2 separate regions of the Homo sapiens genome follow, and region 2 is linked to region 1. The links are chromatin loops, found by intact Hi-C in ENCODE. Cell type or tissue: endothelial cell of umbilical vein. All regions are shown on one strand. Links, peaks and the distances in the headings refer to the core of each region. The heading gives the core; the rest is flanking DNA. Region 1 has its middle 300 kb from the start of LINC00924. Region 2 has its middle 440 kb from the start of NR2F2-AS1.

Region 1 (4,405 bases), core at 92-4,091:
TCTGGTTCCTGATTATCTCTTGATATGGTTTGAATTTGTGTCCCCACCCAAATCTCATGTCAAATTTGAGGAGGGGTCTGGAGGGAGGTGATTGGATCATGGGGGTGGATTTCCCCTTGCCGTTCTTGTGGTAGTGAGTGAGTTCTCATGAGATCTGATGGTTTAAAAGTGTGTGGCACTTCCCCCTTCACTCTCTGTCTCCTGCTGCCATGTGAAGAAGGTGTTCGCTTCCCCTTTACCATCAGCCATGATTGTAAGTTTCCTGAGGCCTGCTTCCTGTTAGGTCTGTGAAACTGTGAGTCAATTAAGCCTCTTTTCTTCATAAATTACCCAGTCTCAGGTAGTTCTTTATAGCAGTGTGAGAATGGACTAATACATCTCTATCACCTATATCCTACCTGACAGATCTCTCTTCCTCATATGTTGGCTCTCTCAAGCCCCAACCACAGTATTCTTTGTATTAGTCTTCTCCTGTCTCAGGTTAGTTTGTCCTCTCTTTCTGAAATATTATTCCTCCAGTTCATTGCCTGGATTTCTCCTTTACCTCATTAAGATCTCAGATACATTACCTCTTCCAAGACGACTTCCTTGACCATTCCTATCTATAGTAGACCTTTCCCCTCTTTTACTGTCTATCCCTGTATCCTGCCTTGGTTTTCTTCTTAGAATTTAATCAGGACCAGACACCACTTCGTGCAGGTATTTGATAGTTTGTATGGTTCCATCACTGTCCTGCAAGTTCTGAAGTTCAGGGACTTCTCACATCTTATTTATTTCTGTATCCCCAGCACCTAGAACAGTGTCTGGCACTTTGTAGGTTCTCAATAACTCATTAAATAAATATCCAATAACCTACCATTCCATTAGGGCCATCTGAGCGATTGGGAGCTGGCTTCAGTCTTGATGATTAATTGGATTGTTCATTTTCATATACAATAAAGGGTGTCATGTAGGTTTCATAGAACCATATCATTTGAACATCTAATCAGGACATATGGTCCAAGGAAGTGTAGTTTTATTTAATGGGAGAGAAGTTTTGAGATAGATTGTCTATGAGAAAGCTTAAGGTCTAAAGTGGCTGTTTCATTGCTCAGCATTTTTGCAAGGGGAATAGATGTCACAGTGTCATTCTCCTTGATTCAATTACATCAGGATATAAGGTAAGAAGCCACATTTTAAAAAGGAAACTAACATGTAATGAGCGATGAACAGTCACTGCTCCATGTACCTTACATATATTTCCTCATTTAGTTTCCATAAGATAGATATTCTTCTCCCCAACCAACAGATAAGTCAAGTGCCTTGTGGTTGAAGCACTTGGCCACAGTAATACCTGCTCCGATTGGTAGAGCTAACATTGGTACATATGACTGTCTAGTCCTGAAGCCAGAGCACAAAAAATGGGAACTCATCCAAACCCACACATCTCTTTATCAGATATCCCCACTCCATTCACTTTCCCCAAAGTCACACCCCAATTCCAGCACCTCCCCTTCCCCTCCAATACACAAAAGTACACACACACAACAAAGCAACCTCAAATCTATGGAGGACAGCCAAGGATTTGAGGCTGAGGTTTCCTGTGCCAAGCACTCTCCCACTAAGCTGGGAATATAACACCTTCTTTTGACTTCAGTAAAGCTTCAACACAAATCTTAAACCTCATACACTCCTTTTAATCTGATTGTTACCATCCTGTGCAGTGGCAAAGTAAAGAAAGGACGTGCTTTTAAAATGGGGACACTAAGAAGATATAAGTAGGATACACAAAACACACACTTAGAGCAATTCTCAATGGGGTTAATGCATGATCTCTCCTGACCACACTTCCTCCTTCCTGTCTCCCTCTTCCTGTGCAGTAATAAGTAAATAAATGAACCAACAAGCCGCACTCTCCTATGTTTTCTTTTGAGAGAATAATATAACCTAAAAGTTTAATTGTTTCATTTTGCCCCCGCTGAGGAAAGCAAGTGCACCTACTTATGAGTCACACAGAGAGGCGATTCCTTTATATATATGATTTCATTTGTCTTTACCATGGGCCTTTAAATGCAGGCATTAATGATAAAGAGAATGCAGCTCAGAGGGAGTTCACTTAAGATGAAACAGCCAGTAAATAACTCAACTGGGATTCAAATTCAAATACGATGATTTCAACATCCACATTTTTCCACTTTCTTCTAATATGCAATAAATAAGTAAGCACATGTAGGTTGGGGCATAGAAAGTTGACTTTTTAAATTTGTTTAATTTTAATAAAACTCAGGCTACAGTTAAAAAAAAAAAAAGGAGGCAGAGAGTGGTAAAGATGGCTGCCTTGGGCACACATGGTGTCACCAGGACACGTGTTGAGATGACATCTCAACAGCTTGTTGGAAGGCAGATATTTCTGTATTTTACCTGCTGCCTGACCCACTCATGCAGGCCGGCAGTAGTTGACACAATCAAGCAATGAACTGCCTGACAGGAAGTAGCTTCTGTGCACTTCTATGCTCTCTGACTGGGAGAGGGGACTTCCTGGTGAGTAAAGCTAACAGCAGATGAATTAGTGCTTTTTACCAGCAGGAGTTGTGGACCCCTTCGTTTCTGAGGTGAAACCACCAAATACCAACTCAATCATGTCAGTGCTGTGACACCTCTTTGTCACAGGTTGACATGGGGTTTCTGAGGGGAAAGCTGGAAAAAAGCGGATATGAAATAAATGTTTATCAAAGCACATAGGGGAATAAAAGACTCAATTCTTTCTTTTCTCAAAATTACCTGAGGTGACAGACCACCAGGGAGCTGAACAGTGCAGAAAGTTGGGAACTTGGTTAATTCTATCGCGTGGCTGACTGAAACCTACACGCCGCCCTCCAAAGAACCACGCAGCCATCAACAGTCTAGTTTTCCTTCCAAGTGGCTGACATGGAAAATCAGACACAATGTGCTTCCCTGAATGCCCCAGATTCAGACAGACAACTTGAAAACATAACTTACAGATTCATTTCTGTCTCAATTTTAAATGAGGGCTATTTGAGACATTAAAAAAATTTTTTTCCCTTCCCATTTTTTTTATGAGATGAATGAGCTCAGTCGTGAGCTTAATTCTTATTTCTGGTATAGAGATTCTAGTATAACTGTCTTGTAGAGTTAACTTCAGAGTCGACTCTTTTCCTTCCTCAACTTCACGCAGTATGCTTCACCGTGCTACTGATTTAAAACATAATTTGATGCCATCCTTTGCCATAACTGTTGAATCTGAGTGATTTCTTGAAGTCTGCACCCTTCTTAATACCAAATGTGCAGATGCTAAAATGACAACTCTCAGGTCAGATATTAAAATGTACAACTTCTCCTACTCTTGTAATGCTTGGTTGATAGGCAGTTATTGTCCTGAAAACCAGTCATTGGAGTTGAAAGATAAATATTATTTCATATCTTATTGAATAAAATATATTATATCACAGGTGATGGAGACAGATTGACTCAATAAATTCTAATAGTGTATGCTGAGAAATAGTTGCAATAAAAATGCTGATGACTTCACACAGGGAGAATATTGAATGTCATTAGCATGCTATTTCCTCTGTTCTGATCTCCCTGTCATGTTCTTCACACTGTTATCATCTCTATCAGTGGATTTTTCTTTGGTTTATTGGCATGAGAAAAATGGCATATTTTAGTGTTTTAAATTATCCAGTACTTTACTGATTGCAGAAACGATGCAGTGGTGTAAGATATGGGAAATTAATATAGGATTTTACATTTAGCAAGAGCATCAGCCTTACTTGAAAGGGCTGGAAAAATGTGAGATACCACTGAGCTCTACAGTCTGTTCTCATCATGAAATTTTCTCCAAATTCTCATTTTTTCTCATTTTTATTAACTGGCTCAGTTTAGGATAAATGGAGAATTTTTCAAAGAGATTAGCTTAAAGAATTTATGAAAGAGCTTAAAAAGTTAGTTTTAAGAAGTTATTTTAACAGAGGTTAGTGACATAGATCTTATTTCATGAGATGCAAGAAGATATAGGTAATGGAACTTCTAAGGTTTGTCTTAATTTCTATTGTTTTGTATATTACTTGGGATAGGTAATAAACACATGTAATCCTGACAGAATTTAACACTTAAGTCAAAACGCCTAAATTAATCTATAAGATGAGTATTATGTTCAGAGAGTGGTAACCAGCAGTTGATGGTGAGTCCCTTGTATGGTGATGCCTTACAGAGTACTAACCAAGATCATCAATTCCAATTATTCCTACTCTTCTCTCCAGAAACCTGTGGAAATGCCCTCAGGTGACATAGCTTCTTGAATTAACCACAAATACCCAAACTGAAAATATTGCAAACTGAAGTTTTTTTTTTCCTATAAAAACCTATTCTTAATTTTCTTCCTGTCATCCTTATCTCAGTGAGTGAC
Region 2 (4,405 bases), core at 192-4,191, 150 kb before region 1:
TCATTCTTAAATGTATGTGTAGCTCACATTCATTTCAATGTTTAATATTGGAAATGTTTTGAGTCTTTATTTAGAAGTTCTGTGATGTTTTTGTGACTAGAAATATACCATAGAAACTAAACTCTTTTTTCTATCGATTAGCCTGTGGTAAAATTGGTTTTGTTATGTTGTTTTGCTTAAAGTTGCAGTTTCCAAGAGCCTACTACTGACGTTAAGTGAGAACTTAGTGTATTCAGGGGACAACAAGGAGACTTGTATGGCTGAACAGGAAGAAAATATTTTGAAATGTGATTCGACATTTGAATTGTCTTAGATTATTAGCTTTGAACCTGAGGTCTAGGTATTTGCATCTTGAGATAAAGTGGCTTGAGGATTTTGAGTAACACAATAATGAAATAGTGTATTATTAAACATACATTATAGCTAAGTGAGAAAACTTTGTGAAAGAGAAGACAGAAACTGAAAACAAGAAGAAGAGAGAGAATGAACACAAAAGAAATTGAGGACAAGAGGGCAATGGGAAGTGAAGAGAAAATGGGAATAGGAAAACGATTTGGCAAGAACTCTAAAAATCTGAAGGAAGACTTGAATTGGGTCAAGCTAATTTGGACTGGGAATATGTAACTTAATGAATATGTATCTGTTTTATGCCCTAAGAAGTGTGATAACTCTGATTGGTTGTCCAATGTGTGGGCTGAAGTGATAGGATGGTAAATGTTCAATCAAACCTTGTTGAATAAATGAATGGCTCACTAAGGTCACAGTCAAATTCAATCAATCTGAACTCAGCAATGTTTCGAATATGCATTTTCATGCGCTCAAAAGGTAGTTAATATGACGCTTTTACAACAAAAAAGAACAAAAAAGTAAATTATTAGCCACACATAATAAATGTACTCACTGAGTAGTGGTCCACAAATGGAAAAGAGAAATATGATGGAAAGATTTTATTAGATTGTGCAAATCGGCAAAATCAGGACAGTTTGGAAGAATGCAACTTGACTCTTTTGTGAACTGTAGGGGGCTTTTCCTGCTGTAAGAACTACCAGAGAACCATCTGCTTGAGGAATCCTTTAAAAATTGCCATGGGTCGTTTAGCAGTTCATGGTTCCATCTTGCTCTGTTCTTGCAATCAGAAAAAGAACTGAGCTATATCCAGGTAAGCACCTTGCACAATGTGATTACTCACTTAATACTAAAAATTGTATTTCATAAAAATTGGAAGGGAATTTGAAGGTCAGCTAGCCCCACCTTCTGTCTGCCCACCATTACAGAGTGAGGAAAAATGGACATAGAAAAATTGTAAGACTCAGGGGCAGACTAGTGTAAATATTTATCCACTAGACTATGCTTTCTCTGAAAAGATTCATTGGCCATTTATGTTATGTTTGAATAATTCTGAACTTTGTCAAAAGTTAATTGTTTTCCCTAAAACATCTTCAATAAAGTGGCAGGCCACATGATTGTAAAACACCTTGAGTGCAGGAATCATGTTCAGAAAATGCTGCTTTCCATAAATACTTGTTGAATGAATGAATGGTCTTTTTACTCTGTAAATAAGAAGACTGAAACAAAACAATGCTAATAATTGTTGACAGAGTTGAAGACCTGAGATTCCTTATTCTTTAAAAATATTGGCACACATATTACAACTTCTTTCTTCTAAACAGCAAATCACTTTTACGATTGATTACTTAGTTTATTCGCTTAACCACTTGATTACTCAGGTGATTGAATTAGATTTAATTATGGTGTGTATACTACATAAGCTCCTGTTGAAGCCATACTCTGGTTATTAAACCAAAAACATTCCCTTGCCTTTGGAATTTAAAATTGTTTACCATTTTCCTTCTGGTACAATGTATTCCATTTTTAATAACTTGAGCATGAATCATATTTAGAGTTAGTATCTGTCTTTACTTTGCAATGTTTTAAGAATTTGAGAGGAATTCTGATTCTTGCCTTGACATGGGAAGTAGGTGAGCCTTTTCCTTTCCAGGCAGAGCAGGGATTAGACACGGCTATTTCTGTTTTTTCAGGGAAGATCCTGCCATGCTCCTTCCCGCTGAAGGAGCCTCTTCCTGAAGATTAGGAGATAATGCATCTGGAATAACATGAACTCATCCAGGTTTGTGGTTTATCTGAAAATCAAATCGTAATAATCTCATAGTCCATCTGGCTGCACATACATTTGGATACAGTTGAAATATCAACCATGACACAGGGCTAACAACTTTGAAAATGGGAGAGAAAAGGAAAGTTCCATTTTACAGTTGGGGCTAAACATTCCTTTGCCTCTGGTGGTGTGTTTTTCTTTCAGCAGCCTGGAGAGTGCTGTTGGCAGAAGCCTCTTTGGTGTGTTTGTTTCTCCCGTGGATATGTGTGCTCAGCAGGTCCTTATAGGTGTGAACAGAATGCGGATCTAGTAGAGGCCCTGGCCGAAGCGAAAATTTTAAGGGTGTGAAAACATGAATCTAGAGATTGAGGAGATTAGTTTTTTGACATTCTTTTCAGGAAGAGCATCTCTATCCTGGGTTATGAGCCTATTCATGGAAAAGCCGAAGAGCGTGGTAGAGCAAAATGTTTGGTGTTAGGTTAATGGATAGTTAACAGTGCAAGATAGAAGCAGGAAGTTTAGTACTAATTAAATGCCTGCATGTTGATGTAAAACTGACTATGGTTCAAGGTCAGGCCTTGTTACATGCGAGATGTGTGACTTTGATCAGGTTACTTGCCCTCTCACTTCTTATAACATGAGGGTGAGGACAGAGCATGTCTCATGGGATTCCTATAAGCATTGTATTGGATGATGCTGTGTGACATAAATGAACAACACAGAATCTACCAAAAGTAAGTACATAATAAATAACTATTGATCAAACTGAATTGATAGCCTGTTCTGTTGAGAACATATTTCTGAAGTGTTTGTAGAATTCTTTTTAAATATTAAGATTTTAAAAAGCCCTAAATGGGCCAAAACCCTCTAGACATTATTGATGGGTATGAAAATTGGTGTAGCACAACACTTCTGGAGGACAATTTGTTGATACAAATCAAAAGGCTTAACCAAGTGCATACACTTTATCTAAAAATTTAAATTTTGTTATTACCTTGAGGAAATAATCGGAAGTATAAACAAAGACTAAATGTAAAATATCTGTTACAATGTATTTTTCCCATGACATGGCAAGTGACAAGTATTATTTCCATAATAGTGAAAATCCAAAACCAAAGTTCAACAGGATATCATGGGATTTATATATATAATGAAATAGCTTTAAAGCTATTAGCAATCTTGGTTCAGAATCTTTCACAAGGAAGTGCTTTTAATATATTGTTAAAAGAAGAAAAACATTTACAGAACAGCATATATTCTATGAAAGCAACAGTTTCCAAATCTAGCAACATAAATACCAAAGTGGTAGAAGTCACTGCCTGGACAACTTTTAATATAGTTATATTGAAATGTAAAATTACAGACTTCTTAAAAGCCTGGTTGACTAATCCAAAAATGCAATTGTTAAAATGACAAATAAAATAATAACTATTGTTTAAAAGCTCTTGAAATTTTCTTTTCTTTCTTTCTTTCTTTTTTTTTTTTTTTGAGACGGGGTTTCGTTCTTGTTGCCCAGGCTGCTGGAGTGCAATGGCTCAATCTCGGCTCACTGCAACCTCTGGCTCCCAGGTTCAAACAATTCTCCTGCCTCAGCCTCCCGAGTAGCTGGGATTACATGCATGGGCCACCATGCCCGGCTAATTTTGTATTTTTAGTAGAAACAAGATTTCTCCATGTTGGTCAGGCTGGTCTTGAACTCCCGACCTCAGGTGACCCACCTGCCTCGGCCTCCCAAACTGCTGAGATTACAAGCGTGAGCCAGCACACCCAGCTGAAATTTCCTTTTTTGTATTGATCTTCACGGATTTAAATTTTAGCTGAACAAAATGCAAAGATGCATCAGTGAAAACCATAAGGGATAAAGTCTTAGCAAGTATTTTAAATATCTTTCTAGAAATATGATTAAAAACTATCCCATAGACTATCCTAGGACTTTTCTTCGTGCCTAAAAATAACTTCAGCTGCCAGACCATTCAATTGTTTTCAGAGTTTAGTGGACATCTGATAATTTTCTTAAGTTAATGGTATTTGTCATCTGTAGCAGGTGAATGATAGTCCCAAAATTCACTTTCTAAAATTTATATTTTTCACTAAAATTCATCAATAATTTTATGAGGAAATATGAAAATCACAATAGACTAATTCTTTGCCTATGAGTTAGAAGTCAGGTTTAGAAAAATTTATAAAAGATAGTGAATGATTACTTTTATGTGATTAGAAAAGAAACTATTTGGCTTCAGTACAGAATGGGAGAAACCAAAAAATGGAAAACTTTAACTTCCTCTTTCA

What was found. A loop is a pair of places that touch in the nucleus more often than their neighbours do. Peaks named below come from ENCODE experiments on the same cell type or tissue, not always from the same donor. Only the 100,000 strongest peaks of a DNase experiment are listed, where the experiment ranks them.
Region 2: a loop joins it to region 1, with 4 times the contacts of the local background. A loop is called at or near these places in 2 of 110 quality-filtered maps.

The regions. Positions count from the first base shown.
Region 1 is chr15:95,732,191-95,736,595 of GRCh38, reverse strand. No RefSeq gene overlaps it. Among named protein-coding and RNA genes, the nearest start is that of LINC00924, 300 kb to the right of the region's middle. In endothelial cell of umbilical vein, for the core only: no CTCF peak of the experiment used is centred there; a DNase peak (open chromatin) is centred at 1,755; H3K27ac peaks cover 1,686 bases.
Region 2 is chr15:95,885,791-95,890,195 of GRCh38, reverse strand. No RefSeq gene overlaps it. Among named protein-coding and RNA genes, the nearest start is that of NR2F2-AS1, 440 kb to the left of the region's middle. In endothelial cell of umbilical vein, for the core only: no CTCF peak of the experiment used is centred there; a DNase peak (open chromatin) is centred at 2,085; H3K27ac peaks cover 1,074 bases.